Linked DNA regions of Mus musculus: region 1 is linked to region 2. A link is a loop called in an ENCODE intact Hi-C map of the cell type or tissue named here. Cell type or tissue: left cerebral cortex. All regions are shown on one strand. Each heading gives the region's core, and the rest is flanking DNA. Links, peaks and the distances in the headings are about the cores only. Region 1 has its middle 78 kb from the start of Sult3a2. Region 2 overlaps Nkain2 (Na+/K+ transporting ATPase interacting 2).

Region 1 (16,661 bases), core at 4,357-12,356, 2.0 Mb after region 2:
TAAGATTCTTACATTTACCTTTTGCCATCTGGTAATCTCTGGAGTTAGTTGTTATAGTTGTCTCTGTTTAGAGATTGTTCCTCTGGTGATTCTGTTATCCTCTATCAGCAGACCTGGGAGACTAGCTTTCTCCTCTGAGTTTCAGTGGTCAGAGCACTCTCTGCAGGCAAGCTCTCCTCTTACGGGAAGGTGTACAGATATCTGGTGTTCGGACCTCCCTCCTGGCCAAAGATGAAGGCCCAAAACAGGACCGTTCCCAGAGGCTATGTTGCTTTGGCCTGTTCCAGAAGCTGTTAGCTTCTGTAGTTCACACTCTCACCTGTGCAGACTACTTTCAGCGGAGTCCCAGAACCAAGTTAAGCTGGTATTCTTAAATAGCTGTCCAAGTGATAAAGTTGAGTAAAACATTTATTCAGGTGTTTCACCATTATATTTTTGATAAAGTATTAGCTGATATTTTATTTCATTTTTACAAACTGTTTTTGAATTGTATACATTTTTGGCACTTATAACACTCAAAGCTCTACTAAACACTTTATCTTCATAGTATATTTTATTTTTACTAAGTCAACTACTACTTCTGAAGTAAATATTTTTTTAATTTTACTACCATGATAAAAACAGAAGTCATAAGGGTTAAAGAGCATAGATATATTGCTGCTAGTATTCTACCCCTATATCAAGATTTCTAAATCATAGAAGCTAGGGGCTCATAATAGCTCCTGTTCCTCAACTGTATAAATGCATCTTGTTGGATAATTGTGAACCTGGGTTCATTTGAATATGGTTCTTACAGAATTTTCAAATCTTTTTTAATTATTTTAAAAAATTTTATTAGATATTTTCTTCATTTACAATTCAAATGTTATCCCAAATGGTCCCTATACCCTCCCCCATCCTGCTCCCCCACTAACCCACTCCTGCTTCCTAGCCATGGCTTTCCCCTCTATTGGGGGCATCTAATCTTTGCAAGACCGAGGGCCTCTCCTACCACTGATGGTCGATTAGGCCATCTTCTGCTGCAAATGCAGCTAGAGACACAAGCTCAGCGGTTATTGGTTAGTTCATATTGCTGTTCCTCCTATAGGGTTACAGACCCCTTCAGCTCCTTGGGTACCTTCCCTAGATCCTTCATTGAGGGCCCTGTGTTCCAACCAGTAGATGACTATGAGCATCCACTTCTGTATTTGCCAGGCACTGGCAGAGCCTCTCAGGAGACAGCAATATCTGAATCATATCAGGAAAATCTTTCTGGCATATGCAATAGTGTGTGCATTTGGTGGTTGATTATGGTATGGATCCCTGGGTGGGGCAGTCTCTGCATGGGCCTTTCTTTCATTTCAGCTCCACACTTTGTCTCTGTAACTACTTACAGGGTATTTTCTTCCCTATTCTTAGGAGGGATGAAGTACTCACACTTTAGTCTTCCTTCTTCTTGAGTTTCATGTGCTTTGCAAATTGTATCTTGGGTATTCTAACTTTCTGGGCTAATATCCACTTGTCAGTGAGTGCATATCATGTGTGTTCTTTTGTGATTGGGTTACCTCACTCAGGATGAAATCCTCCAGATCCATCCATTTGCCTAAGAATTTAATAAATTAATTGTTTTTAATAGGTGAGTAGTACTCCATTGTGTAAATGTACAACATTTTCTGTATCCATTCCTCTGTTGAAGGACATCAAGGTTCATTCCAGCTTCTGGCTATTATAAATAAGGCTGCTATGAACATAGGGGAGCATGTGCTCTTATTACCAGTTGAAACATATTATAGATATATGCCCAGGAGAGGTGTGGCTGGCTCCTCCAGTAGTAGTATGCCCAATTTTCTGAGGAACTGCCAGACTGATTTCCAGAGTGGTTATACAAGCTTGCAATCCCACCAGCAATGGAGGAGTGTTCTTCTTTCTCCACAGACTCGCCAGCATCTACTGTCACCTGAATTTTTCATCTTAGCCATTCTGACTGGTGTGAGGTGGAATCTCAGGTTGTTTTGATTTACATTTCCCTGATGATTAAGGATGTTGAACATTTTTATAGGTGCTTCTCAGCCATTTGGTATTCCTCAGGTGAGAATTCTTTGTTTAGCTCTGTGCCCCATTTTTATTGGGGTTATTTGATTTTCTGGAGTCCAGCTTATTGAGCTCTTTGTATATATTGGATATTAGTCCCCTATGAGATTTAGGATAGGTAAAGATCATTTCCCAATCTGTTGGTGGCCTTTTTGTCTTATTGACGGTGTCTTTGGCCTTACAGAAGCTTTGGAATTTTATGAGGTCCCATTTGTCAATTCTCGATCTTTACAGCACAAGCCATTGGTTTTGTGTTCAAGAATTTTTCCCCAGTGCCCGTATCTTCTAGGCTCTTCCCCACTTTCTCCTCTATAAGTTTCAGTGTCTCTGGTTATATGTGGACTTCCTTGATCCACTTAGAGTTGAGCTTAGTACAAGGAGATAAGAATGGATCAATTCGAATTCTTCTACATAATAACTGCCAGTTGTGCCAGCACAATTTTTTGAAAATGCTGTCTTTTTTCCACTGGATGGTTTTAGCTCCCTTGTCAAAGATCAAGTGACCATAGGTATGTGGGTTCATTTCTGGGTCTTCAATTCTGTTCCATTGATCTACCTATCACTGTACCAGAATGATGCACTTTTTAATCACAATTGTTCTGTAGTACAGCTTGAGGTCAGGCATGGATATTCCTCCAGAGGTTCTTTTATTGTTAAAAATAGATTTTGCTATTCTAGGTTTTTTTCTTATTCCAGGTGTATTTACAAATTACCCTTTCTAACTCTGTGAAGAATTGAGTTGGAATTTTGATGGGGATTGCATTCAATCTATAGATTGCTTTTGGCAGGATAGCCATTTTTGCTATATTAATCCTGACAGTCCATGAGCATGGGAGATCTTTCTATCTTCTGAGATCTTCTTTAATTTCTTACTTCAGAGACTTGAATTTCTTATCAAAAAGATCTTTCACTTCCTTAGTTACAGTCATACCAAGGTATTTTATATTATTTGTGGCTATTGTGAAGGGTGTTGTTTCCCTAATTTCTTTCTCATCCTGTTTATCCTTTGTGTAGAGAAAGGTCACTGATTTGTTTGAATTAATTTTATAACCAGCTACTGCACTGAAGCTGTTTATCAGGTTTAGGAGTTCTCTGGTGGAATTTTTAGGGTCACTTATATACACTATCATATCTGCAAATACTGATATTTTGAATTCTTCCTTTCCAATTTGTATCCCTTGATCTCCTTTTGTTTTCTAATTGCTCTGCCTAGGACTTCAAGTACTATAGTGAATAGGTAGGGAGAAAGTGGGCAGTCCCTGATATTAGTGGAATTGCTTCAAGTTTCTATCCATTTAGTTTGATGTTGACTACTGGTTTGCTGTATATTGCTTTTATTATGTTTAGGTCTGGGCCTTGAATTCCTGAACTTTCCAAGGCTTTTATCATGAAGGGATGTTGGATTTTGTCAAATACTTTCCTAGCATCTAACAAGATGACCATGTGGTTTTGTCTTTGAGTTTGTTTATATAGTATATTACATTGATGGATTTCTGTATATTAAATCATCCCTGCATCCCTGGGATGACGCCTACTTGATCATGAAGGGTGAACATTTTTGATATGTTCTTGGATTAGGTTTGCAAGACTTTTATTGAGTATTTTTGCATCGATGTTCATAAGGGAAATGGTCTGAAGTTCTCTTTCTTTGTTGGGTCTTTATGTAGTTTAGGTATCAGAATAATTCTTTCATAGAAAGAATTGGGTAGAGTACCTTCTCTTTCTATTTTGTGGAGTAGTTTGAGGAGAATTAGAATTAGGTATTCTTTTAAGGTTTGATAGAACTCTTCACTAAACCCATCTGGTCCATGGGCTTTTTTTGGTTGGGAGACTATTAATGACTGCTTCTATTTTTTAGGGGATATGGAGCTGTTTAGATTATCAATCTGATCCTGATTTAACTTTGGTACTTAGTATCTATATAGAAAATTGTCCATTTCATCCAGGTTTTCCAGTTTGGTTGAGTATACGCTTTTGAAGTAGAATTTTATGATGTTTTAGATTTCCTCAGGTTCTGTTGTTATGTCTCCCTTTTCATTTCTTATTTTGTTAATTAGGATACTGTCCCTGTGCCCTCTGGTGAGTCTTGCTAAGGGTTTTTCCATCTTGTTGATTTTCTCAAAGAACCAGCTGCTGGTTTTGTTGATTCTTTATGCAGTTCTTTTTCTTTCCACTTGGTTGATTTCAGCCTTGAGTTTGATTATTTCTTGCAGTCTACTCTTCTTGGGTGAATATGCTTCCTTTTGTTCTAGAGTTTCTGGGTGTGTTGTCAAGTTGCTAGTGTATCCTCTATCTAGTTTCTTTTTGGCAGAAATCAGAGCTATGAGTTTTCCTCTTAGAATTGCTTTCATTGTGTCCCATAAGTTTGGGGATGTTGTGGCTTCAGTTTTATTAAACTCTAAAATGTCTTTAATCTCTTAATTTCTTCCTTAACCAAGGTATCATTGAGTAGAGTGTTATTCAGCTTCCATGTGAATGTTGGTTTTCTATTATTTATGTTGTTAATGAAGATCAGCCTTAGTCCATGGTGATCTGATAGTATGCATGGGATAATTTCAATATTTTTGTATCTGTTGAGGTTTGTTTTGTGACCAATATATGGTCAATTTTGGAGAAGGTAGTATGAGGTGTTGAGAAGAAGGTATATCCTTTTGTTTTAGGATAAAATATTGAGTAGATATCTGTTAAATCCATTTGTTTCATGACTTCTTTTAGTATCAATGTGTCTCTGTTTAGTTTCTGTTTACAGGATCTGTCCAATGATGGGAGTCCAGTATTGAAGTCTTCCACTATTATTGTATGAGGTGCAATGTGGGCTTTGAGCTTTACTAAAGTTTCTTTAATGAATATGACTGCCATTGTATTTGGAGCATAGATATTCAGAATTGAGAGTTCATCTTGGAAGATTTTACCTTTGATGAGTATGAAGTGCCCCTCCTTGTCTTTTTTGATAACTTTGGTTGGAAGTCGATTTTATTCGATATTAGAATGACTACTTCAGCTTGTTTCTTCGGACCATTTGCTTGGAAATTTGTTTTCTAACCTTTTACTCTGAACAAGTAAAATGTTTCTTGTCGTGTCTGCCTTTGTCCCTAAGGTGGGTGTGATGGTTTGTATATCCTTGGACCAGGGAGTGGCACCATCTGAAGGTGTGGCCTTGTTGGAATAGGTGTGACCTGGTGGTAATGGGTGTGTCACTGTGGGTGTGGGTATAAGATCCTCACCCTAGTTACCTAGAAGTCAGTCTTCCACTAGCAGCCTTTGGATGAAGACATAGAACTCTCAGCTCCTCCTGTGCCATGCCTGCCTGGATACTGCCATGCTCCCACCTTGATGATAATGGACTGCACCTCTGAACCTATAAGCCAGCCCCAATTAAATCTTGTTTTTTATAAGACTTGCCTTGATCATGGTGTCTGTTCACAGCAGTAAAACCCTAACTAAGACAATGGGTTTCCTGTAAGCAACAAAAAGTTGGGTCTTGTTTATATAGCCAGTCTGTTAGCCTATGTCTTTTTATTGGGGAATTGATTCCATTGATATTAAGAGATATTAAGACAAAGTAATTATTGTTCCTGTTATTTTTGTTGTTAGAGTTGGGTTTCTGTTCTTGTGGCTGTCCTCTTTTAGGTTTGTTGAAGGATTACTTTCTTACTTTTTCTAGGGTGTAGTTTCCATCTTTGTGTTAGTGTTTTCCCTTTATTATCCTTTGAAGGGCTGGATTCATGGAAAGATATTGTGTGAATCTGGTTTTCTCATGGAATACCTTGGTTTATCCATTTATGGTAATTGAGAGTTTTGGTGAGTATAGTAGCCTAGGCTGGCATTTGTGTTTTCTTAGGGTTTGTATAACATCTGTCCAGGATCTTCTGGTTTTCATAGTCTCTGGTGAGAAGTCTGGTTTAACTCTAAAAGTTAAAGTGCCTTTATATGTTACTTGACATTTTTCCCTTACTTCTTTTAATATTCTGTCTTTATTTAGTGCATTTGTTGTTCTAATTATTATGTGTCAGGAGGAATTCCTTTTCTAGTTCCATCTATTTGGAGTTCTTTAGGCTTCTTGTATGTTCATGGGTGTCTGTTTCTTTAGGTTAAGGAAGTTCTCTTCTATAATTTTGTTGAAGGTATTTCCTGGCCCTTTAAGTTGAAAATTTTCATTTTCATCTACTCCTATTATCCTTAGGTTTGGTTTTCTCATTGTGTCCTAAATTTCCTGGATGTTTTGAGTTAGGATCTTTTTGCATTTTGCATTTTCCTTGATTGTTGTGTCCATGTTTTCTATGGAATCTTCTGCACCTGAGATTCTCTGTTCCATCTCTTGTATTCTGTTGCTGATGCTCGAATTTATGGTTCCTGATTTCTTTCCTAGGATTTCTATCTCCAGAGTTGTGCCCCTTTGGCTTTTCTTCATTGTTTCTACTTCCAGTTTTAGATCTTGGATGGTTTTGTTCAATTCCATTACTTGTTTGGTTGTGTTTTCCTGTAATTCTTTAAGGGATTTTTGTGTTTCCTCTTTAAGGACTTCTACCTGCTTAGCAGTGTTTTCCTTTAATTCTTTAAGGACTTCTACCTCTTTAGCTGTGTTCTCCTGTATTTTTTAAGTGAATTATTAATGCCCTTCTTAAAATCATCTACCACCATCATGAGATATGATTTTAAATCTGAGTCTTGCTTTTCAGGTGTGTTGGGGTAGCCAAAACTCACTGTGGTGGGCATATTGGGTTATGACGATGCCCATTGGTCTTGGTTTCTGTTAGTAATATTCTTACGTTTGCCTTTCACCATCTGGTAATCTCTGGTGTTAAATGTTCTACCTGTCTCTGGCTGGAGCTTTTCCCTCTATGATTCTCTTAGCCTCTGTCAGCACTGCTGAGAGTCCAACTCTCACCTTAGTCCCAGTGGTCAGAGCACTCTCTGCAGGCAAGCTCTCCTCTTGCAGAGAAGGTGTTCAGAAGTCTGGAGCTCTGGTCCATTTCCTGAGTACTGGGGTCAGAGCCCTCCCTGTAGGCCAACTCTCCTCTGGCAAGGAAAGTGCCTGGGGGCCTGGGTCTCAGCTCTGCCTCCTGGCTGAGGATGAAAGCCCAAAGGGACCCTGTCCAAGAAGCTTTGTTGCTTCTGCTGCCTAAGTGCTCCCCAGTGATCCCAAGGTCCTGGGTGTGCTAGGGAGCCAGCAGCATGGAGAGTCCTCTGAAGACCTTGGCACCCTCTGCCAGGTTTGCACTGAAGATGGCACGGGGCTGGCCCCAACTGTAAAGAATTCCAGCCTCTGGTCAGGCGGGATTCCTTTATCCCTGTTCCTACTGGCACAAGACCCTCTGAAATTCTTTGGAACTGATGTTGCGTTCCACTCACCAGTAATCCTGAGGTCCTGGGTGTGGTAGGGCGCCTGCAGCGTGGAGAGTCCTCTGGGGACCTTGGCACCCTCCGCAGGGTTCACACTGAAGATCTCCTTTCATATCAGAATTTTCAACTCTTAGAAAGTGCTTCGTGTAAATAAAATTATTTGCATGTCAAATAATACCATGTCTGTGATTTACCTTCAAATACAGTCAGTGCAATTTTTGGAAACAGTTAAATATTAGCTGTTGTTGGAGTTGGGTTATGGAGGAGACTTTGTTGTGCTTTTGAGTCCATTTAAAAATCCTTACAGTAAATCAAGACTATTCATAAACTCCATCTTGAAAGCATAGATGGTAAATTATTCAAATCAATGGTTTCTTCCAAGGCTGAGACCAGAGAAGCCCTTGAGAAACTCCAAGACTTCAAGTCCTACACCCTCAGAAATCATGGTTTCACTCTAACTCATGCCAGCTCCATAAATCGAACTCCTTATTCATATACACTTATTGTTTGTTTGTTTGTTTACATCTTTCCCATTGGAAAGACAATCCTGTGTGCTTAACATTCTTATTTTGTTCTGGAGATCTGTGAATGCAAGGACCTTCATACTTGGCTCCTAGCACTGTCTGATATGCTAGTAAAATGTCTATCAATTATCATCCAGCTCTTACCTAGATAATTCTGTTTAGACGACGATAACAATTTTACAAACCTTTTACATAACTCATGATATTTTTCCCAGTGTGTTGTCATCTCATCCTCAGAGTGCCCTCTGCTGGACACTCTTGTGACTACTACTTGCTCTTACATTTTCACATATGACTGCATACACACTCCAAATTCCAGAGGGAACAGGGTGGCTAAGGTTATAATCTTCCTTTTCTTAAGTTTATAAAGTGACCAGATTACAAGTATTTAAGGAGCAACAATTATATTAAAAGAAGATGTTTTGCCCATGCTTCTGACCCAATTTAAATGTTCTCGGTCAATCAATTCCCAATACCTCAAAGTTACATGGAGATGAGAGGTCTTTGATGTATAATTAAGTGATAATTGAACTCTTTCTTTTTAAATTTTTTTATTATTTTCTTTATTTACATTTCAAATGTAATCCCCTTTCCTAGTTTTCCCTCCAAAAATCCCCTATCCCCTCCCCTCCACTATTCCCCTAACCCACCCACTCCCATTCCCAGTCCTGGCATTCTCCTATACTGGGATATAGAACCTTCACAGGACCTAGGGCCTCTCTTCCCATTAATGACCAACTAGGCCATCCCTCTACTACATATACAGCTAGAACCAGAAGTTCCACCATGTGTTTTCTTTGATTGTTAGTTTAGTGCCAAGGAGCTCTGGGAGTACTGGTTACTTCATATTGATGTTCCTCCTATGGGGCTTCAGACCCCTTCAGCTCCTTGGGTACTTTCTCAGCTCCTTCATTGGGGACTTTGTACTCTGTCCAATGGATAATTGTGAGCATCCACTTCCGTATTTGCCAGGCAGTGGCACAGGCCCTCAGAAGTCAGCTATATCAGGCTCCTGTCAGCAGGCTTTTGTTGGCATCTGCCTAGTGTCTGGGTTTGATACTTGTTTATGGGTTGGATCCAAGTGGGGCAGTATCTGGATGGGGGGTTTTCGAGACAGGGTTTCTCTGTATAGCCCTGGCTGTCCTGGAACTCACTCTGTAGAACAGGCTGGCCTCAAACTCAGAAATCTGCCCACCTCTGCCTCCCAAGTGCTGGGGTTAAAAGCATGTGTCACCACTGCCCGGTGCACTGGTCATTCTCTATGGCAGCCCTAAGTGTGGCTGATACACCAAGTGCCGTTCAACTGGAGAAAAATGACCCCCTCTCTCCCAGTAAGCATCAACTACAAGGATCCTCTTTGTGTGAGGTGGGACTTTGTGTTTACCTCTGAGTGCTGGAATTTTGTCTGGCTTGAACCCATGTAAGTTTGAATACTTGGAAGTGAAAGATGCCTGTGGGGAGTCCCTCTTCGGGGAGGCGCGCACCCTGTAGGACACTTAGACCTTACTCGTTGTAATAACACGAGGCTTTTAATGGCACACACACACACAAACAACAAAGGAGAGCTCAAGCCAGCATGCTGGGGTCGAAACTCATGCACCGCACAGTGGGCAGGGGAGTTCGACCCCGGCCCAAACTTCTTACAGGCTTATAAAAGCAAAAACCACAAACCAAAAAGGGAGGGAGCCGAAGGAATTTGCGTGGTTACACATGATTGGCTTATTTAAATGTCGGCGAGGTGATTACAAATTAACAGGGCAGTACGTGCTAGTTAAGGTGTAGGGAGGCACAAGGGCTTGGACTTCTCGAGGTCAGCAGGACACCTGGTCAGTGTATGATTTATGGTGGGCTATAGGGAGGTGCCACCCGGGAGGCGCCATCCTGCCAGATGGCCATTTGGTCCTGATAGCCCTGGCTAGTTCCTGCACTCTCTTTTTTATCTTTTATGGCCGGACATTCTTAGCTACTGGCTGTGCCTGGATCTGCCTGGGTCTATTCTTCAGCCCTGAATTTCTTGAGCTTAGATACCACAATGCTATAAGACCCAAAATTATAAGTTTTCTCTTCAGAAGCTAAGTAGTAAGATGTGTTGTTAGAAACTAAGCATCCTATACATTTGTTACTGAAATCCTGGTACTAGTATACTGTCAGTCAAAATAATCTTTAGCCTTATATCCTAAAATTAAGTTAAAGTGGAATAGTAGTTACCAATGTACTTATAATACTGATAGGTATTTGCATGGTATTTGTGGTACTCAAATTTATAGTATTTGAATTAGTATGCCCCCCATAGGCTTATAAGTTTGAGCATTAGTCTCCAGTTAGTAAAAATGTTTTGGAGGATTAGGAGGTGTGGTCTTGTTGGAGAAGGTGTGTTACTGGTATGTCTTGGAGGTTTCAAAACCCAATGCTATTTCCAGTTAACCCTCACTGCCTCTTGCTAGTGTATCAACGTGTTAGCTCCTAGTGCCTGCTCTAGTACCTCTCTTATATGCCTGTGGCCATGGTGGTCATGGACTCTGTCCATCTGCAACTGTGAGCCTCCAATTGAACACTTTATGACTTGCCTTGTTCATAATGTTTTATTCCAGCAATAGGAAAGGAATGAAGACTATATTATCACTCAATATGTACTTCTTATCCTCACAAAGATGTCTCTGAGGATGCAGGCATTTTTCCTTTATAGCTGATGAGACCAAGGGCCCAAGGATGTTAGGATTCACTTAAGCCCATAAAAAGAACTGCCAGAGCCACATCTTGACTGGCTGCATATGTAATGACTTCTTGCTGTTCTGTTTTTTCTGATATCTAGCTTCCATATAAACTTTTCAATAGTAACTTAGAAAATTCATTTGTATCTTATCTGGAGAATTAAAAAGTATAACTATTCTATTTCTCAGATTTTTTTTAAAAAAAGTGCCATTAAATTATGACTAGTCTTTCTGTTACTATTGTTAAAGAACATATGCTCCCCTTTTAGGTAATACTGAGTTTTGTGATTTGTCTCCTTTTCTTTTCTTTTCTCTTTTTCTTTTCTTTCTTTCTTTCTTTCTTTCTTTTATTATTTTTTTCTTTTTTAGATAGGGTCTTTCTATATAGCCTTGGCTGTTCAGGAACTTATTACATAGGCCATGCTGGCCTAGAATTTACAGAGATCCTCCTGTCTCTACCTCCCAAGTGCTGGGATTAAAGGCATGTGCCACCACACCTGCCCCACTATTTTTTTTTTAGAATTATTTTGCAAAACTATTGTCAATATCCATATTAACTGCCTGGTATTCTATTACTCCATGTCTGCTTTTTCTCACTTGAGCTTTATTTTCTCTTTGGATCCAGTTTAATGAATCCTTTAAAAAAATGTTTTGACTTAAGTATATGAGTATTTTACCTATATGTATGTATGTATGTATGTATGTATGTATGTATGTATGTATGTATGAATGTATGTATGTATGCATACCAAATGTGTGCCTAGTGCCCACATCAGAAGAAAGAATTAAATGCTCTGGAACTGGAGATACAAGTGTTTGTGAGCTTCCATGTGTGTGCTAGAAATCCAATTCAGGTCCACTGAAAGGGCAACAAGTGCTCTTAACAGGTGAACTATCTCTCCAGCCCCCATCCCCTTAGTATGTTCAGCTCCCTTATATACTTATTGGAAGAAAGATGGACCATAATTGTATGCAAATAAAAAATACACACTTTCTATATATACATATGCATACACACACTGTGTGTGTGTGTGTGTGTGTGTGTGTGTGTGAATGGCTTCTCAGGAAAGAATGAAGACTATTTCCCTGCCAACTCTGATCTTGGCTTCTTACATTATTACTTTTTAGACACTGTTCCTTTGTAGTGCAATTAATTTACATTTGTGATGGCTTAATTTCTACACTGGCCCACATATTAGAGAGAGTGCCTATCCACTGAGAGACTCCATCCCTCTGCCTTTCAAATACCACAGAGGATAGCAATTGCTTAGAGGGAATGATTTTTTTTTATGCTGCTTTGTGCACTCTGGTAGGGTTGCTATAGTAACATCATAGCTAACTTCTGATAACTACTACTTGATTTCACATTAATAAATTAGGAAGTAATCATATTGGGCAGAATAAAACAATGAAGGTATGCAAAAGAGATTCTCTATTGGGAATGTGCTGGAAATAGGTAAACTTGCTAGAGTTTAGGAAGCAGATAGCAGTGCTTCAGAAGTGACACCAATGTTAGAAATGCTACAAAATTCTAATTGTCATGACTTAGTAGTAAGCTGGCTATAGCATATCTGAAAATATGGATACTTAGACTTCTTTTATTTTTATCCTTTTAATTTCTCTTTCTGTCTTATTACTTTACAGGGCTCAAAACCACAAATACCACTTTTTTCCTCTATTGTATATCTTAGATTTTATAGAGATGTATAGCTTATATATATGTACAGCTGACATGAAAAATACAGCTGGGTATAGTGGCACATGCCTTTAATCCAAGCATGTGGGAGGCACAGGCAGGTGGATCTCTATGAGTTTAAGACTAAGCCTGGTCTCCAGGCCAGCCAAGGCTACCAGAGAGATCCTGCTGCCTCAAAATGATGATGATGATGATGGTAGTGGTGGTGGTGGTGATTTTGAAAATAAAGAAAAGCGCCAAAAATATAAAGAAAACTAATAGGGAGGGTAAGGAGCAAAAAGAGTGAAGGTATCTCAGTGTCTTAGTCGAGGTTTCTATTCCTGCACAAACATCATGACCAAGAAGCAGTTGGGGAGGAAACGGTTTATTCAGCTTACAATTCCATACTGCTGTTGATCATCAAAGGATGCAGGACTAGAATTCAAGCAGGTCAGGAAGCAGGAGCTGATGCAGAGGCCATGGAGGGATGTTTACTGGCTTGCTTGCCCTGGCTTGCTCAGCCTGCTTTCTTATAGAACCCAAGACTACCAGCCCAGGAATGGTCCCACCTACAAGGGGCCTTTCCCCCTTGATCACTAATTGAGAAAATGCCTTACAGTTGTATCTCATGGAGGCATTTCCTCCACTGAAGCTCCTTTTTCTGTGATAACTCCAGCTGTGTCAAGTTGACACAAAACTAGCCAGTACAATTGACCCCTTGTCAACTTGACACACAAACACATCACTAGTAAGCCTCAACTCTTAATTTCTTATTCATCCCCAAGATCTAAACAACTTTAAAAGTCCCACAGTCTTTACATATTAAAAGTCAATCCCTTTAAAATGTCCAATATCTTTTAAAATCCAAAGTCTTTTTACAATTAAGTCTCTTAACTGTGAGAATCACTAAAATATTTTCTTCCTTCGAGAGGGAAAATATCAGGGCACAGTCACAATCAAAAGCAAAAATCAATCTCCAACCATCCAATGTCTGGGATCCAGCTCATGATCTTCTGGGCTCCTCCAAGGGCTTGGGTCACTTCTCCAGCCGTGCCTTTTGTAGCACATGCATCATCCTCTAGGCTCCAGATGCTTGTACTTTACTGCTACTGCTCCTAGTGGTCATCTCATGGTACTGGCATCTCCAAAACACTGCATGACACCTTCAGTCCTTTGCCATCAATTGCAACTGAGGCTGCACCTTCACCAATGACCTTCCATGGCCTCTCACAATGCTGAGCCTCAGCTGGTATTCGTGACCCCTCATGCCTTCAAAACCAGTACCACCTGGGTGACCCTTACACATTACCAAGTTCTGCTGCTGCACGAGGTAAAACCGTGGCTATCTCTGGAACACAGGCTCTTTGTGCTTTCAGAAAATACTTCCCAGAAGATGTGACCTCAATGATGCTGGTTTCTTCTTAATCACTGCTAATTTCTTAACTCCAGCTAACCAGCATCAATAGTCCCAGTAATGCAAAGATTTTGCTTTAGTAGTTCTGGTATCTTGTTAATCACAGATGATTCTTCAGCCCCATCTTACCAGAACCACAGAATAATCAAACTCCAAAATAGCAATGGCCCTGAAAAGAGTCTTTAATTTTTCCCTCTGAAATTTCACAAGCCAGGCCTCTATCATCTGCACTGTTCTCAACATTATCTTCCAAGCTCCTACACAACATCTGACAGAGCTCTTAATACCAAATGGATCTTTTAGGCCAAAGTTCCAAAGTCCTTCCACAGTCCTCCACAAAACTTGGTCAGGTTGTCACAGGAATACCCCACTCTGCCGGTACCAATTTGTCTTAGTCAGGGTTTCTATTCCAACACAAACATCACGACCAATAAGCAAGTTGGGGAGGAAGGGGTTTATTCAGCTTACACTTCCATACTGCTGTTCATCACCAAAGGAAGTCAGGACTGGAACTCAAGGAAGTCAAAAAGCAGGAGCTGATGCAGAGGCCATGGAGGGATGTTCTTTACTGGCTTGCCTCCCCTGGCTTGCTCAGCCTGCTCTCTTATAGAACCCAAGACTACCAGCCCAGGAATGGTCCCACCTACAAGGGGCCTTTCCCCCTTGATCACTAATTGAGAAAATGCTTTACAGTTGGATCTCATGGAGGCATTTCCTCAACTGAAGCTCCTTTTTCTGTGATAACTCCAGCTGTGTCAAGTTGACACAAAACTAGCCAGTACACTCGGTATGGGGGTACACTTAAATTGCATTACTTCTGTCTGGGTTTTACTGCTGTGAACAGATACCATGACCAAGGCAACTCTTATAAGGATAACAGTTAATTGGGGCTAATTTACAGGCTCATTATCATTAAGGTGGGAACATGGCAGCATCCAGGGAGGCGTGGTGTAGAAGGAGCTGAGAGTTCTACATCTTCATCTGAAAGCTGCTAGCAAAATATTGACTTCCAGGCAGTTAGGATGAAGGTCTTAAAGCCCAAGCCCACAGTGACATACCTATTCTAACAAGGACACACCTCCAAATAGTGCCACTCCCTAGGCCAAGCATATTCAAACCACAACATTCACTCATTGGCCCCCAAAGGGTTGTTCAAACACATGAATCTATGGAAGCCATATATAGCCATAGCATAATAAAGAAGTACATTTATTCTAACTTCCAAAGTCCCCATAGTCTATAGCAGTATCAAAAATGTTACAAGTCCAAAGTCGTTTCTCGGAACCATCCCATCACTTAACTGTAATCCCTGAATCAAGACAGGAAACCAGCTGGGCAAACTCCAAATTCTGCATCTCCATGTCTGATGTTAAAGCAGTTTTCAGATCTCCAACTCCCTTTTATCTATGTTGACTGCAACAACTTCTTTTCCTGGGCTGGTTCCACTCCCTGTTAGCCGCATTCCTCAGGCGATATCCTATGGCTCTGGCATCTTGAAAATCTTGGGCTTTCCAAGGGAACTTCAATGTTACACCTTCTTGTTTCAATGTCTGGTATTCACACATGATATTCTGGGCTCCTCCAAAGGGCTGGTGTATCTTCTCCAGCTCTGCCCTCTATAGCACTCTAAGCTCAGGTTTATCCACTCCACTGCTGCTGCTGTTCTTAGTGACTATCCCATGGTAGTATGCTGGAGCCTTCTGCTACAACTAAGTAGGCTTCACCAATAGCATTCCATAGGCTTTCTTCATGGCATCAAGCCTCACATTCTTTGCATGACTCCTTCAGTTCTGGGCAGTCAACTGCAACTGAGGCTGTACCTTCACCAATGGCCTTCCATGGCTTCTAATAGTGCCAAGCCTCAGCTGCTCTTCATGACCCTTCATACCTTTGAAACCATTACTATTTGGGTGACTCTTACAACATTACCAAGTCCAGCTGCAGCATAAGGTACAACCTTGGCTATGTCTGGAACACAGCTTCTTTGTGCTCTCAGAAAACATCCCAGAAGATTTCACCTCAATGATGCTGGTCTCTTCTTAATCACCACTGATTTATTTGCTCCAACTAACCAACATCAATTGTCTCCGTAGTCTGCTTCTCCTCTTCACTATAAAGCCAGAGCCAAACGACCAAAACTGCTGAGTTCTGCTGCTTCCTGGGGCTGGAACATGGCCCCCTTGTTATCACCATCTTTCTGTTTTCTAAATCCTTCACTGTCTAAACTTATCTGTCATGGAACTTGCTCTGTAGACTGACTTTGAACTCTGAGATCAGTATGCCTACCTCCTAAACACTGGGATTGAAGATGTGGTTCACCAAGCTTGGGTTTAAGTTTTTCTTCATCTAGAACATATTCTAGGCTGGTCTTAAACTCAGAGATCAACTTATCTTTGCCTCCTTCGATTAAAGGCTTATACTGCCATGCCTGGAGCTAAATATAGCCAGGTGGGATCTTGCCCCAAGACCACTAACTCCCTTAATTCAGTTTAATATCCTTGAACACAGGATTCGGCTCTATCTCACTTCGTGGTGCCCCTTCAATGTTTGAACCATATATTTTATATTTTCCCTTTCTCAGTTTGCTATGCTTATTTAAAATGCTCTTCATGAGACTTAATCAGAGAACAAAGTCTATGATGGGTATTTCTGAGACTTCCTTTGTCTCTTCACCTTGTACTCGGGCAGACTCTTCAGACAAGGGCAAAAATCAGGCACATCTTCCACCAAAATACTACAAAATAGTCTCTAGGCCACATAATGAAATTATTCTACACTGAAACCCCTTGGGCCAGGTCAACACAGTTCAGATCACTCACAGCAACAAAATCTTCATTGTTCCTTCTAAGATAGCCCATTAAGCCCTCACTTAAAGCATTTCAATGCTTCCAGCTACCATTCTAATTTTATGTATGAAACTTCAT
Region 2 (16,661 bases), core at 4,669-12,668:
AAAGATCTGTATGATAAGAACTTCAAGTCTCTGAAGAAAGAAATTGAAGATCTAAGAAAATGGAAAGATCTCCCATGCTCATTGATTGGCAAGATTAATATAGTACAAAATGGCTATCCTGCTGAAAGAAATCTACAGATTCAATGCAATCCCCATCAAAATTCCAACTCAATTCTTCACTGAGTTAGAAAGGGCAATTTGCAAATTCATCTGGAATAATAAAAAACCTAGGATAGCAAAAACTATTCTCAACAATAAAAGAAACTCTGGTGGAATCCCCATGCCTGACCTCAAGCTGTACTACAGAGCAATTGTGATAAAAACTGCATGGTACTGGTATAGCGACAGACAAGTAGATCAATGGAATAGAATTGAAGACTCAGAAATGAACTCACACACCTATGGTCACTTGATCTTTGACAAGGGAGCTAAAACCATCCAGTGGTAAAAAGACAGCGTTTTCAACAAATGGTGCTGGCACAACTGGCAGTATTCATGTAGAAGAATGAGAATTGATCTGTTCTTCTTTTTTTTTTAATTGATCCTTTTTTATCTTCTTATACAAAGCTCAAGTCTAAGTGGATCAAAGACCTCCACATAAAACCAGAGATACTAAATTTTATAGAGGAGAAAGTGGGGGAAAGCCTTGTAGATATGGGCACAGGGGGAAAATTCCTGAACAGAACACCAATGGCTTGTTCTGTAAGATCAAGAATTGACAAATGGGACCTCAGAAAATTGCAAAGCTCCTGTAAGGCAAAAGATACTGTCAATAAGACAAAAAGGCCATCAACAGATTGGGAAAGGATTTTTACCACTCCTAAATCTGATAGGGGACTAATATCCAATATACAAAGAGCTCAAGAAGCTGGACTACAGAAATTCAAATAACCCCATAAAAATGGGGTACAGAGCTAAACAAAGAATTCTCAACTGCTAAGAAGCACATGAAAAAGTGTTCAACATCCTTAATCATCAGGGAAATGCAAATCCAAACAACCCTGAGATTCCACCTCACACCAGTCAGAATGGCTAAGATCAAAAATTCAGGTGACAGCAGATGCTGGCAAGGATGTGGAGAAAGAGGAACACTCCTCCATTGTTGGTGGGATTGCAAGCTTGTACAACCACTCTGGAAATCAGTCTGGCGGTTCCTCAGAAAATTGGACATATTACTACTGCAAGATCCCACAATACCTCTCCTGGGCATATATCCAGAAGATGTTCCAACCGGTAAGAAGGACACATGCTCCACTATGTTCATAGCACCCTTATTTATAATAGCCAGAAGCTGGAAAGAACCCAGATGCCCCTCAACAGAGGAATGGATACAGAAAATGTGGTACATTTACACAATGGAGTACTACTCAGCTATTAAAAACAATGAATTTATGAAATTCTTTGGCAAATGGATGTATCTGGAGGATATCAACCTGAGTGAGGTAACCCAATCACAGAAGAACACACATGATATGCACTCACTGATAAGCAGATATTAGTCCAGAAACTTAGAATACCTAAGATACAATTTGCATACCTCATGAAACTCAAGAAAAAGGAAGACCAACATGTAGATACTTTGTTCCTTCTTATAATGGGGAACAAAATACCCGTGGAAGGAGTTACAGAGACAAACTTCAGAGCTGAGATGGAAAGAAGAACCATCCAGAGGCTGCCCCACCCGGGGATCCATCCCATATACAACCACCAAACCCAGATACTATTGCATATGCCAGAAAGAGTTTGCTGACAGTACCCTCTCTTGTGATGCTATGCCTGTTTCTGGCAAATACAGAAGTGGATGCAACACAGGGTCCCTAATGAAGGAGCTAGAGAAAGTACCCAAGGAGCTAAAGCGTTCTGCAACCATATAGGAGGCACAACAATATGAACTAACCATTAACCCCCAGAGCTGTGTCTTTAGTTGCATATGTAGCAGAGGATGGTCTAGTCAGCCATCAATGGGAGGAGAGGTCCTTGGTTTTGTAAAGATCTTATGCCCCAGTGCAGGGGAATGCGAGGGCCAGGAAGCGGGAGTGGCTTGGTTCAGGAGCAGGGCGGGAGAACAGTATAGTGGACTTTTGGGATAGCATTTGAAATGCAAATGAAGAAAATATCTAATAAAAAAGAAATATCTAGGGTGGGTAGATGGCTCAGTGGTTAAGAGGATTGGTTGGACTTCCAGAGGTCCTGGGCTCAATTCCCAGCACCCACATGATGGCTCACAACCATCTGTAATGTGATCTGATGCCCTTTCCTGGTATGTCTGAAGAAAGCTAAAGTGCACTTATTCATATACATAAAAGAAATAAATCTTTTTTAAAAAAACCTTCTAAAAACCCATATCTATTTTTATTCAGTTGTATTCAACTGTATAAGTCTCTGTGATTTATCCTTCTAATTTCAGCTGGAATATCATTTCCCTGGGGAAATAATGCTTCTGTCTTCCAAAGCACATGAGAGTCTCTTGAACTACATTTCATGGTACTCAGCTTTCTTTTTCTGGGTGCACCTGATGCCTTGTTATCATCCTTGTTTCTCCTGAGCATTGTATGTTGGACTACAGTCATCATGGAGGTAAAGGTGGTATTTGTTCGTTTCTTGCTTCATACACAACAATGTGCACAGATTGGCTGTTTAACAGTTGTTGGAAGAATACAGGAGTACCATAGTGCAGTGATGAGAAAATGGTACTTAGAACCAGAGATACTAATTCTGGTTTTATTTCTGCTTCCCTTGATTATTCTACTCCAGCAGCACAACCCCAGTGTCCCTTTTCTCTATTGTAAAGTTAGAGAATTAAAGCATGGGGCTGCTAATAGTGCTCATAGTTCTATGATTCTGCATAATTTCCTATTTGTGGTATTGGTTTGCACACTAGTGGTAGTGATGGCAACATTAAAGGACCAAATTAATAATTTAGTTATTTTTAGATGTAAGTTATTATGCAGCTATGTTATTAAGCAAATTCACTGGAAGATGAGTTCCTCTTCCCCCCCTCTCTCTGTCACACACACATATACACACAGCCCCCACATATTCCACATTCATAGACATAAACATGGGTTGACAGCACTCAGGAAAAAGATAATATCTGTATTGAATGTATGAAGACATTCTTTTGTGTAAATATTTTCTAAAAATACCATGTAACAACTTACACTGTATTAAGCATTATAATGATAATTTAAAATATGCTAGAGTTATGTCCAAGTACCACATCATATTATGTAAGAGATTTGAGCATCTATAGATCCCTGGAGAATCCTGGAGCCCATCTTCTCTGGATACAGAAAGATGATTGCTTACAGCATTCTGAAACCTGAGGCCTGACTATTCTCAGTGGGAAAATGGAGTAATGATCAATGCAGAACCCAGACAAGGGTAGGCTGGGCAGGTGTGGAACTCACTGAAGTGTGGTTCTTACTCATTTTAACTCAGTGATGTTGGAGTATGTATGTGTACCTGTGCCATTCCTCAGCAGCCTCATTCATGGTAATTCTTGAAAGAACTGAAACAACTTCATTAGTTACAAAGGCAGCAATCCATATCCAATTTTCTTTTTTTTGTCAGGATTGCTCATGTATAGACTAGACTCCTTTGTTAGAAACATTTATAATTAATCCTTACAAACAAACAAATAAACAAATGCAAATGTCACACTGTCTGCCCCAGCCCAACCTTGTTGGTTTGAAGATTGGGGTGCCACCTATTATGTATATATATATATATATATATATATATATATATATATATATATATAATTTTAACTTTAATTCCTACTGAATTGAAATTCCTACTACAGACATAACCTAATTTCCAATTGATAATTGACATAAATTCCCAGAAGTATTCTAAGCCTCTTGATAGTAACATCCTAATTTCCTTTCCTTGTAAACGTTTAAATAAGATTTTTTGCACCAAAGGAAATTAACCTTTAAATTAATCGCAATTATAAAATGCCATCACTGATTGTTGTCTTCAGCCTAATTACTTTCTATTATTTAAACTGTACCTCCCATGAGCTTCAAGTTTGTTTCTCTTTTACTTCCTTCCACACAATACTAACCTTGTAGAGCAGAGGCTACCTAGAGCATTAAATGTCCCTGGTGATCCAGGGTCACTTAGTAACAAAGCTCTCTTTTAGGGGTGTCCTCAGAGATGCTGTGTTTTCAGCCCTTTTGTCTAGAAGGAGATGGCTAAGATCATTCAACTGTTTCTTTTCCACTTTAAGAACAGGCATAATTGGATGTGATACTGTGGCCACCAGCCAACATCATCCATCAGAAGACTAGCTGTCAAGATCATCTTCTCTGCATGTATCTGGTCCAGAGGGTTTTTCTCCGAGTTAGTCCTTTGTCTTGCTGCTATTTGTTCTTTGGAAGTGGGACTAGGTATCCAAGCAACTTTATTTTATGAACATGTATACAAAAATGCTGGAGCCAAAAAGTCTATTTTTTTTTCAACTTGACTCCTCTCTTTCCTATGCCATTATTTTATGTGTGGTAAGAGGTATAGAGCATTTATGTTTACCACAAGTGCAGTATTGTTTACATTATTGCAAGGCCCACAATAATCAAATAGAAGATTTTTTTTCCTTCAAATTATTTTTGTTAATGACACTGCTCTTCTCTCTCCATTCATATGTTCAGGCACTCTTCTCTGCTGAGGTTGGTTAACACAATTGCCCTATTCTTTGTTTCTACTAGTTAATTTAAGTTCTTGGTGCCAGCAATATTTTTTGCTGGAAATATTTATTTTGTATGCCTAGGATAAAAATCTCCTGTGCTTATCTGAATGCTGTTGCCTCTATATTTATTCTTTAGAAGCCAAGTCTTCACAGAAAATGAATCATTTCTTTCCTGTCATATTTCTGACTTGGATAGATTAGATTTACATAAAGACGAATATACATAAAGATGTGGGCGTCTGTGTGTGTTTGTATGAATAAGAAGCTATCTAGCATAACAGAGTAGATAATGTGAGAAAGGGGAGAAAATGAGACATGGTTGTCGAAGAATCAGCTTCTACTTTTATTTTAAAAATCTAAGTTCAGAAACAAAGCTGGTGTGTTTTCCTTAAGTCACCACAGGAGGAGCAATGCAAGAGAAAGAGATGAGACCTGGGCAAGCCGATTTTGGAGGAAATGTAAAGAGGCAGGTATTACTGCTCTCTAGACCTTGGCTGTCACTGAGAGGAACTGTCATGTGATTCATAGGTGGCATAATGTATTCATCTGTCCACACACAGGTCACATGCTCAATCTTTTATTTTCACACAAGGCAAAACCTCCCCACTTGCTTTGAAAATTATAAAAGGTGACTTAGTATACTTAGTGTTTCAACTGCTTAGAATCAATTGAAGTCTAAGGTGATGTCACCTATCTGTGTTGTCTGTCTTATATTCCAAGAAATGTTTTTGTAAAATCAATTGGTTAACTCCTTATGTTTCAAAAACATACTGTGTCTTCTTCCAGTGTGTGAGACATGTGTGGGTTCCAAAAGCATCCCCAACACTCTTTTATCCAGAGTCAGCTTTAATGCCCTAGATTATGGAAGATCAGTGATCTAATCTTTTCAGAAGATTATAAAATATAGGTGTTGAAATAGAGCAGCAGGCATCATTTTTCTATTATTTCAAAGCTTAAAAAAAATCATGATATTTAGTGGTGGCTGTATACACCTTTAATTTTGGCACTTGGGAAGCAGAGGCAAACAGATCTCTGAGTTTGAGGCTAGCCTGGTCTACAGAGCAAGCCAGGGCTACATAGAGTGACCCTGTATCCTTCCACCATCTACTGCAAAGAAAAGGAATCTTAGGGAAAATGAAAGGACCTTAAAATTCTAAATTTCTGTGCTTTGAGAGGATCAAGAGGGAGGAAGGGATATCTTTCGCAATGACCCAACTATGGTTCTGCACAAGACAACTAAATGTTAGTGGCCTCCAATATCTGGACCTTTCCCATTTAATAATATGTGATGTTGCTCAGAGTTAAGGAAAAATAATGAGTTTTGGTCTGATTGGAAATTGGTAGATAAAGACAAGGTTATTTCACTTGGTAATCTGTCAACTCCCTAAGATTATTATTGTTATAAAGAGATGACCAAATATATAAGCTATGCATCTTTCATTGGATTGTTTGAGTATGTCTGTCTGTAAATAAAACAGGCTATTCTTCTTTCCCTTCACCTGCCAAGCAGGCATATATATGCTGTACTTTTTTCTGAACTGCTTGATACCACTTCTGAGGTTATGTATGGGGAGGGATTTAAAATAACAAGAAAACTCAGGTTACCAAGCACAGTGTATAGCATGACCTGAACAATGATGTTTGCAGCATGATGGATGACTGACAGGAAGAAAAGCAGGAAGGAAGGGTGGAAAGGAGACAAGAACAGATGGGAGGCAGGACAGTTGATAAAAGAAAGATCAGAACAGAAAGCAGGAAACATTATATGCCAACATGTCACTTGATGATCAGGACTCATTGTAGGGTCAGTTCGATTTTCTCTCCTCTTACTATTTTGTTTATCTGTAGGTTTTTTTTTTTTGTGATTTCTGTATAAACCTCTATTCATTTACAAGCAAGATTAAGTATGATGTTTCAAGGGCAGTGTATAGTTCCATGTACATCCCCTGCATAGTAAGTTCCTATGCTCAAACAGTTACCATCGAGCCCGGTGACACTGGCCATCTGGAGACATGCTCAAAACATACAGAATGTAGTTTGATAAACAGAGTAGGCCAGCAGACTTTAGAAGAAAAATCAAAAAAAAAAAAAGTAATAGAAAATTATCCTGAAAGCAGTGAGTTCTTTTCTGTGGTTCTCTTTTTCAAAAGAAAGATTTTATAAATTGATTGTGACTTTTGTCCCTAGGCCCCTTGACTTGAGAGAATTCAGGACAGGGCTTTATTCATTTGCATTTAGTTGGTGGGCATTTGTATGTGTCTAACTTCAAATTTAAGTAGCTAGAATTCATTTTCCAATATTGATTTCAGACTAAGTCCCTTAGGTTATGACAGTCCACAACTTTTCCCTAGGTGATTTTCATATTGAATAACATCTGGAAAAGGCATTGTGTCTCTATTAGGTAAGGTGGTAACCATAGTCATTTTTTATAGTAGCCATGGGGATTCCAGGAACTTCCTGTGGATTTAAAACTTACAATTTCCTAGGTATCCTAGAAAAAAAATGACACAGAGTTTATATATAATCTACACACACCCTGCACTAGACACAGTCATCTTTGGATTACTGCATTGGATTGTATTATCCAATGCAGTGTAAATGTTCTGTTCAATAAACAGTTGCTATCATCTATCTATCTATCTATCTATCTATCTATCTATCTATCTATCTATCTATCTACTCTTTGTAACTTTTGACAAGGACAACACATCTGGCCATAGTTTGTACAAATGTACTCTTCCCTCTCCCCAAATATTTTCTATCTGCCATTTTGAGTCTACAAGTAAAGGAATCCATAGATATGGATAAAGTATTTAGAAAAAGGTACTTTAAAATGGATGCATGTACTTTGTTCTAATGAAATTACTTTAAGAAAGAAACTAATGAAAATGGAGAAGTCATGTATTGAAGGACTTTTTTTTTCCCTCTTAAAGACTGTAGATATTTTCTATAAAGATCTTTTAATAGCAGGTAACACTCGAAGGTAAATTTTTAGTATTGTCACTGAAGTGACAAAGTGTCAATGCTATGCATCAGGGGGTGGGGTCTAAGCAAGAGAAAAGTGCCATGCATATGGTAAAAAGGATGAAGACCAGTGATCCCAGACACTTTAATTTCTTTTATAGAAGATTGTAAACAAGAACAAATATGGGGTGTTAACTGGTTGGAGGAGACATGGGGCCATAAAGCTATGGTCAGAGACAGGGGAGCTGGGCTGTAAAGAGCATAGTGAGGATGCCCACTCTAAGGTATTTGCAAGAGACCAACATTTAGTTCTTAAAAGGACAAGATGTTCTCTTAAGACAGAACAAACACAAACATGTGTGTTCTAAGGGCCACTGTGCTCAAATGGTTGAGACAGTCCATGCTTTGCTTTTAGTTTTCCTTGGTGTGGAACTTTTCATCTAAAAGCAGATGATGTTACAGTTGAAAGTGTCGGGATTTCTTGCTTGATGGTAGTGAAGATGCTGCCATGCTGGGCAGCATTACTACCCAAAAATTCTAATCTGAGGCCACCTCCACTCTTCCCTCCATAAATACACTTATACATTAAAAAAGCATATTATGTGCGTGCACATGTACACGCATGCTTGCCTGCTTCTGCATGTACATATGTGCTTGTGTATGTGTGTGTGCATGTATGTGTTTGGGGTATAGCTTGATTTGTGCTCCCTCATTTTATAAATAGAAGGCTTAAATTTGAGTCAAAGCCTTTAAAGAGCCAATTAAAGTTACACACAGTCATCAGAACAGTGCTGCAGTCTAACTGGCTCGAAATTATTAAAAATAACTAGAAAGAGATGGAGAATATGGTACACAAGGACTTTGAAAAAGTACCATATATAAGGCAGGGAGAGGTCTCAGGACAATATGTGTGCTAACACCTCGATCTTGGAGTTTCAGCTTCCAGAACTGGGAGAGAATAAGTTTCTGTTGTTTAAGGTGTTGACGCTGTGGTGTGTTCTCATGGCAGCTCTACTGATTCATAGGAAACAGAACATGCTGCCTGATGTCATATTGTAGTGTGAACAGCAGGTGGCAGTGGTGTGCTGTGAGTTCATGCGGTCAGCTCATTGGCCAGGCTTTAGCTCTGGTTTTGACTATGGGGTCAAGCACAGAGAAGTTCCCGTTCAAGCTTTTCACTGCAGAGAGATGTTGTATTAGTGGATCTGTTATAAGGCTAGCCATGAAGCTTGGTAGGCTCAGTGCTCTCCTAGCACACACAAGACTGAGCTCAACTCAGCATTGCAAAAACATTGCATACTTATAATCCCTGCACTTGGGAGGAGGAATCAGATCAGAAGTTTGAAGTCATCTTGGCTACATAGTAAGTGTGAGGCTAGCCTGAAATATTAATTCCTCCTCTCAATCTCCCCTCCTCTCCCGTGTTATGCAGTCTAGTACCCTCTATTTGAATAATGATTTCTTACTATTTTATGGAGTCTAACTTGTGTTGATGCTCATGGTTCATGGTTCCTTGGAAGTTGATGCCTCTCCCTGTAGAGAGAATCTCTTTGTGTAATATTTGGAAGCATCACTTGCCAGTAAAAGGCTGATGGCCTATTAGCTGAGGCAGGAAATAGGGGGTGGGAGTTCTGGTAGGGAGATAGGAACTCTGGGTGCTGGCAGAGGTTCAAACACTGAGGACACAGATGCATGAAGTTGAGAAGAGGTAACCAGCAACGTGGCATTCATATAATACAGTAAATGGATTAATTAAGTTATGAGATATTTGGGGAATGAGTCAAAGCTTATGGCATAGGCATTCATTCATATATTATTAAATCTCAGCGTCATTATTTGGGGAACTGAGATGCAGGTAGAACATGCTGAAGGTATAAGTACCGTCTCACTTCTGCTGGGTACTCTGAAGACTGAGCACAGAGCTGTTCACTTTCAGATCCTCCGCAAGCTTATTTTATTCACCCGGTAGCCATAACCTTGTCCTTATCTCTACAGTGTGTTCTCACCACAAGTTACAGAACCTAAACTTTCCTCTAGGGATGGAGAGAACTAATTTGACAAGCAGGTAGCTTTAAAAAGATACTGTGGAAGCTTCAGTGTTGCACAAGCATCAGAGATTTCTTAAGTCTTCAAGGCTTGCTTTCAGAGTACCCCCTTTTGTTGTTTTTGTTGGCTTTCTTAAAAATAAGGGTCAAAATAATTTTCTTTATTCCCAAAGTTGGACAAACATTTCAACTCCTCTTTACTTAAGATTATTAGAAGTCAGATTTCTGGTCAGTGTCTTTCGATAAGCACATGGTAAGAGACTAAGACAATGATCGTAGTGTGAGAAATGCTAGCTAAGAGTTTACTCTGTAAACACTCCTAACTGTTGCTGGAAATCACCACAGATAAACGTAACTAGAAGTCACCAAAGGTCACTGTATGCAAGCAGCCTTGACACACATTTGTGGGCTGTGTGCTTTGCCTGTCAGAGTCTAAACCTGATGCTAATGGCTTAGGAAAGCCAGACAAACAGTTTGAGTTCTCGGATCACCATGAGGAAACTTGTATAGGATATAGTTTCTTACCCTTTGGATTAATAAAGGCAGGAATAAGGAGGTAACAAAATAGATAAAAGACATTACTTTCCGAAGTTTTGTGGAAGCATTTTATTAGATATGGTGGCATAAGATTTATCTATCTAAAAGATGTTGGAAACTTCTGATCTCCTTGGATTTACATGATATTGATAAAGCTTACTTAGGACAGAATTCCCTAAGACAACATCCCTATAATTTGTATTTTCTGACATATTAAGAATTTTAATACAAGGATTCTATATTTTGGGACTTATATTATTCTTATTTTAGTTTCTATAAAGTGAAGTTTTAACATCAGTAAAATGTCACTAGCTGTTTTTAAGTATTCTGGACTCATTCTAAAATATCTTGGGATTTTAGATATTTCTAAACCATTGCTTTAACAGTAACTGTAAACAATGATTTTGCAGGGACACAACTTTCTAAAAACGACATTTATTTAATTTATCTCTGTGTGGAGGTCAGAGAATGACATGTGAGGTTTGCTCTCTTCTTCCTACCAAGTGAGTCTTAGGGATCATCCACTGAGCTATCTGTCAGCTTAAGTACATCTTTTCCTTTTTTAATGTGTAAGGGTGTTTAGTCTTTTGTTTACATGCTACACCCATGCAGTGTCAGGTGAGGGCAGGAGATGGAGTCAAATCCTTTGGAACTAGAGTTCCATACAGTTGTTAGCAGCAGTGTGTGTGCTAAGAATCAAATCCAGGTGCGATATGTAAGGGCAGCAAGTGCTCTTAACCACTGATCTGTCTTCTTACCTTATAGACACACTTACCTTAACCACTGAGCTATCTCCTTAGATCATAGGCACACTTACCTTAACCACTGAGCTATCTCCTTAGATCATAGGCACACTTACCTTAACCACTGAGCTATCTCCTTAGATCATAGGCACACTTACCTTAACCACTGAGCTATCTCCTTAGATCATAGGCACACTTACCTTAACCACTGAGCTGTCTCCTTAGCTCATAGGCACACTTTACCTTAACCAGTAAGCTGACTCCTTAGCTCATAGGCACACTTTACCTTAACCACTGAGCTGTCTCCTTAGCTCATAGGCACAGTACCTTTTAGAGAAACCAGTCAATCCACCATCTGCTTATGATGCCTCAGAAGTTGCTCACTGTGTTTCAACATTTTTACTTTGTGTCTCAAGACTACCCTTTTTATTTCTCCTATGGGACAGTTCAGAACAATGCTATGCTCTTCCCTGGGGAACTGTGAGTATAGAGAAACTCTGCCTAGTACTATACAAACGAAACTCGATGAGGAAAAATTGAACACACTTTTTTATTGGACCACTCCCAGGGATGTCAGTGTATAAATAAGCATTCTGGTGCTTCAGTGTTAATTTTTCTTGTCTTTAGCCTTGTTAAATGGGCATAAGCATTTTGTAAAAGTGTTATTTTGGATGGAGGCTGATTACATAGCCTGATAGGTCCATATATATAAAACCTTACCTATCTTTTATCTGCCCTAATCTCTGTTAAGGCTTTTGTGTATATGACAATAACTTACTGCATATCTTCTCTTACATCTCAATCAAGCTGTCCACACTCAGGTGATTATTGTCTCCCCGCTCTACTTTCCTTAAGAAGCACTGCTATGTATTCATTTACTCATACAAGACATCTAGAAATCCACCTGATTCCTCCTTTCCCCTTATCATAGTATCCAACCACATCCTGCCCCACTACTCAAAATGTTTTAGCATGGGTCATATCATACATACCATGCTAGTTCTTAACATACCACATCATGCCATGCCATACCAGATCATGCCATATCATATTGTCTCATACCGGATCATGCCATATCATATCATATCATATCATATCATATCATATCATATCATATCATATCTTAATCAAGTCATACCATCTTATGTCATGCCATCTCAGGTCATGTCATACCTATTGTTGTTATATCAATTGGTTTCTACTAGTTATTCAATTGTTGGTATAGTTTTAAGGACTATCAACAATTATTGATTGTCAAGATTTGTAGTCCTCAATGAAACTGACACTGTACACAACGACTGAACTGTGACAAAGGAAAATATTCACATTAGCTGCTTTTAGAATTCAGGTCTGTCTCTAATCTCCTATTATATTCTCTACTAGAATTGTTCTAAGAAGAGATTTTTTTGAAATAACTTTCAATGAAAGGGGAAATGCATGTTTTCACAATGAATGCTCCTTTGTTTCTTTAATATGCTGATTCTTTTGTGAAGACTGGCATATCCTGATGGGCACTAACGACTTGTTTCCTATTCTGCTGGGGTCTTGAGGGGTGTTGTCTCTGAGATAGGAGAGCTGGGAAGCAAGCATTGAGGAAGCTTTGAACTTGAAAGACACAGGGTAGAGCTTTAATACTTACAGCTGTCCTCTTCTTCAGTTATACATCTCACAACATAACAGGCATAGATGAAGCCCGCCAGCTGAAACAAAACACACAAGCTTTAGAAATTACACAAAGGCGAGAGAGTCTGACTTCCCTGGGGGAGCAGTATTTCAAAGACAAGCGGTTAGGTTTCTATTTGGGCTTCACTGAATCTTGACTCTTTCATGGATGTTTGACTTCAGCGGCATTCATCTGCCTAGGAGACACATATATTGCTTTATCTTTCCTCTGGTGTTTATGTGTAAGATTTGCTAATTGTTATTTATATATAAAGCAATTATTTCAGGTGCAAAGACTGGAAAAGAAATATAGCCATTCATGAATGGATTTAATTTCTTTTTTAAGATAGAGTAGTCCTGGGCTCTGTAGAACAGGCTAGTCTTGATCTCAAAGATCCACCTGCCTCTCCCTCCTGAGTGCTGGCAAATGACAACACCAAAAGCTTCTACACTTACATTTATATTAGACTTTCCTTGAAGTCAGGGCTTAGGTTTCTAAAACTGAATTCCTCTCAACTATCAGCAGAGTCCAAGGAGTTTCCATTGTGTGTCGCACAGCCTCCTTGAAAGCTGGAGAAAATCTTATTGAAACACGTAGCAGTAACCAGGGTGTTCTAAGCAGAATTATGATGACAGAGATGCAGATGAAATTGGTCACTTTCGAGAAAGACTGATTGTAGGAACACTCTGAATTTGGGTTTGCACCTGCCCTACCAAATTTCCGGAATGTCTCACAGAAAAATTCCTTGTTTATTGAAATGTGAACTTATAAAGAATTCTGGCAAAGTCATTTAGCACGTAAGCCTCAAGATTTGAATGGCTTTGTATACTTTCATAAGAGGAATATTTAATTAAATTCTTAGTTCTGATAGGAGGTAATGATGTAATTTACTGATAAGTGTCTTATAGCAGAAGCAATACAGGTTTGTTGAATTCTATGTTTTGTTATTATACAGAACAGTGAGTTTCATTATGTGATTTTTCATATAAATTAATCCTCATACCCTGTTCTTTTATATATTCCCAATGCCCACCATCATTACATTTCATTTCTCTTACTGTTTCTTTCTCCATTCAAATGCTTTCCCTTCTGATTTCATGTCATATATGTGTGTGTGTGCATATATATAGGAATATATATATATATATATATATATATATATATATATAACATATGTAATTATAGTAATATATACGTACATATATATTCCTATAATTACATATGTAATATGTAATTTTAGATTCTTTGTGCAAATAAGAGAAGATATTCCATCTTTCTTTCTCATATTTCCCTTTCCACTTCGTAAATCTTTTCCTCATCCTCTAACTTCATCCTTTCTACTCTCATGTCCTATGTGTATTTATGTATGCCTATGTAAATATATACTTAAATTTGGAGTTTGCATGTGACAGAAAAATATACAATATTTATCTTTCTCAGTGGCTTTCTAAAAACTTATTTCAGGTCTATCTACTTTTCTGCAAATGACATGTGTATTTCATTTTCTCTATCTATCCATCTATGGATGGCCATCTAAACTGATGCCTCAACTTGCCTATATATAGTCAATAATGTAGCAATTAACACAGATGTGAAAGTAAAAGGTATGTTCTCAGGACAGCGACCCTGGTGACATCTCAGCCAGGCATTAATATACGTGAGCACAGATCCCAGTTAACAAACCTATTGCCACCCTCCCTGTCACAATTAACATTTTGGGTCAACAGATAACTTTTTGGAATCTATTGGCTAGGCAGGCAACTATCTTCTACCAGCGGAAAGCCTAAGGATGCCATTAGAAAGCATCTTGAGCCTATAGAAAAGTTTCCCCTGCCTTGATGTACCTGCCTCTCTGGTATACGTGCTTATGGATTTTAAACTTGCCATGATTTATAATTTTCTCTGCTCTATGAAACCATAAGAGCTTGGTGAAACTGTTTCCACATTGGGACATGGAATTTCGGGCAAACTAAATCTATGTTTTTAAGTCAAAGTCACTCAGAATGGCTGCAGAATAAACTATCTCTATTCCCTTTAGATGAGGGATGTAGTTTTTGTGCTGATAGTTTTGGTGCCACAACATGAGACCCAGAGAATGATTCATTCTCTCTCTCTCTCTCTCTCCCTCTCCCTCCCCCTCTCTCTCTCCCTCCCTCTCTCTCTCCTTCCCTCTCTCTCTCCCTCCCTCTCTCTCTCCCTCTCTCTCTCTCCCTCTCTCTCCTTCCTTCCTTCCTTCCTTCCTTCCTTCCTTCCTTCCTTCCTTCCTCTCTCTTTCTTGCTTTTTCTCTTTGTTTCTTTCTTCTTAAAGATTTATTATATATAATATACATATTATATATATGTATATATATATATATGTATATATATATATATACATACACATACATATACATACACATACATATACACTGTAGCTGTACTGATGGTTGTGAGCCATCATGTGGTTGCTGTGGAATTTGAATTCAAGATCTTTGCTCTCTATGGCTGGCCCCTCTAACTCTGTCTTAAAGATTTATTTATTATTATATCTAAGTACACTGTAGCTGTCTTAAGAGGCACCAGAAGAGAGTGTCAGATCTCATTATGGATGGTTGTGAGCCACCTTGTGGTTACTGGGATTTGAACTTAAGACCTTCGGAAGAACAGTCAGTTCTCTTAACCACTGAGCCATCTGTCCAGCCCGAATGATTCATTTTCACTGAAGGAATCACCCATATGGAAATCAGTATCTATGTGGACCCATTGAGTCCAGGCCATCTGGTGTTATTTCCTCTGCGCTGTTGGGGAGCTCTTTTCAGGACTCCTGACCTCCCTTGGTTTGGTCAGTGGTCCATTTCGTTTTTTTGTGAGCTGTTAAGAAGAATCCTACTTTGACAAATACCCTTTACATTTGTCTTCAAAGTATTTTATTTAAAGTATCTGATTTTTTTTTTAACCTCTTTCTTTGCTTTGAAAACATTTTGCTTTGGTTGGATGTGTTTGCTTGCTTTCAGAACCCTAAGGTCATTTTGGTCAGTATTTTGTTTGCTTTTGAAACATTGGTGGTATTTTGTATTTTGTTTTGTTTGTCTTGGTTTTCTGTGTCCTTTGACAAGCTCTGATTTATTGTCACTTTAGCCTTTGTCTCCTGACATTGCTCCCTAAATTCACCATTCTGGCTTTTTCTACTATATGTCCTGTGAACTTGCCACACCTTCAGTCTAGTAATTTTATGAGTACCTGATGATAAAGACTCCAAAGTAAGGAAGTACTTGTTACCTTCCCCCACCCAAAAGATGTGAAACTGTCAAGGCAAACATCCCATGATGATCAAAGGTCTGATAGGAAAACCCAATAAACATACTCTACTTGGGTCAGAAGGAAATTTATTGGCTTGTTTGGAAGACACAAATGAGGATTGGTCACTCAAGTGTCTTGACATATGTACAGATGTACAAAGTGACTCTAATAACCCAGCTGGAGAAGAGGGTCTCATGGTAAAAGCTAAGAAAATCAATCTCAAAAGCAACACATGAAACTGACCAAAACCTCATACTCCTTAGTTAGTATGGACAGGCAACTTTTCAGAAAAAAAAGGGAGAATATGGGATACAAGGTGTTGGGAGCCGCGCCCACATTCGCCGTTACAAGATGGCGCTGACAGCTGTGTTCTAAGTGGTAAACAAATAATCTGCGCATGTGCCAAGGGTATCTTATGACTACTTGTGCTCTGCCTTCCCCGTGACGTCAACTCGGCCGATGGGCTGCAGCCAATCAGGGAGTGACACGTCCGAGGCGAAGGAGAATGCTCCTTAAGAGGGACGGGGTTTCGTTTTCTCTTCTCTCTTGCTTCTTGCTCTCTCTTGCTTCTTGCTCTCTTGCTTCTTGCACTCTGGCTCTTGAAGATGTAAGCAATAAAGCTTTGCCGCAGAAGATTCTGGTCTGTGGTGTTCTTCCTGGCCGGTCGTGAGAACGCGTCTAATAACAATTGGTGCCGAATTCCGGGACGAGAAAAAACTCGGGACTGGCGCAAGGAAGAT

What was found. Hi-C counts contacts between places; a loop is a spot of excess contacts. Peaks named below come from ENCODE experiments on the same cell type or tissue, not always from the same donor. Only the 100,000 strongest peaks of a DNase experiment are listed, where the experiment ranks them.
Region 1: it touches region 2 in a loop (5-fold over the local background); 3 of 42 quality-filtered maps call a loop at or near these places.

The regions. Positions count from the first base shown.
Region 1 is chr10:33,695,422-33,712,082 of GRCm38, forward strand. No RefSeq gene overlaps it. Among named protein-coding and RNA genes, the nearest start is that of Sult3a2, 78 kb to the right of the region's middle. In left cerebral cortex, for the core only: a CTCF peak has its summit at 8,189 (motif pointing left); a DNase peak (open chromatin) is centred at 8,188; H3K4me3 peaks cover 207 bases; H3K27ac peaks cover 312 bases.
Region 2 is chr10:31,733,884-31,750,544 of GRCm38, forward strand. Nkain2 (Na+/K+ transporting ATPase interacting 2) reads right to left here. Exons shown (of 7, transcript NM_001013411.2): 5 at 12,619-12,679. Among named protein-coding and RNA genes, the nearest start is that of Rnf217, 130 kb to the left of the region's middle. In left cerebral cortex, for the core only: CTCF peaks have their summits at 5,088 and 8,716 (motif pointing right); DNase peaks (open chromatin) are centred at 5,019 and 8,725.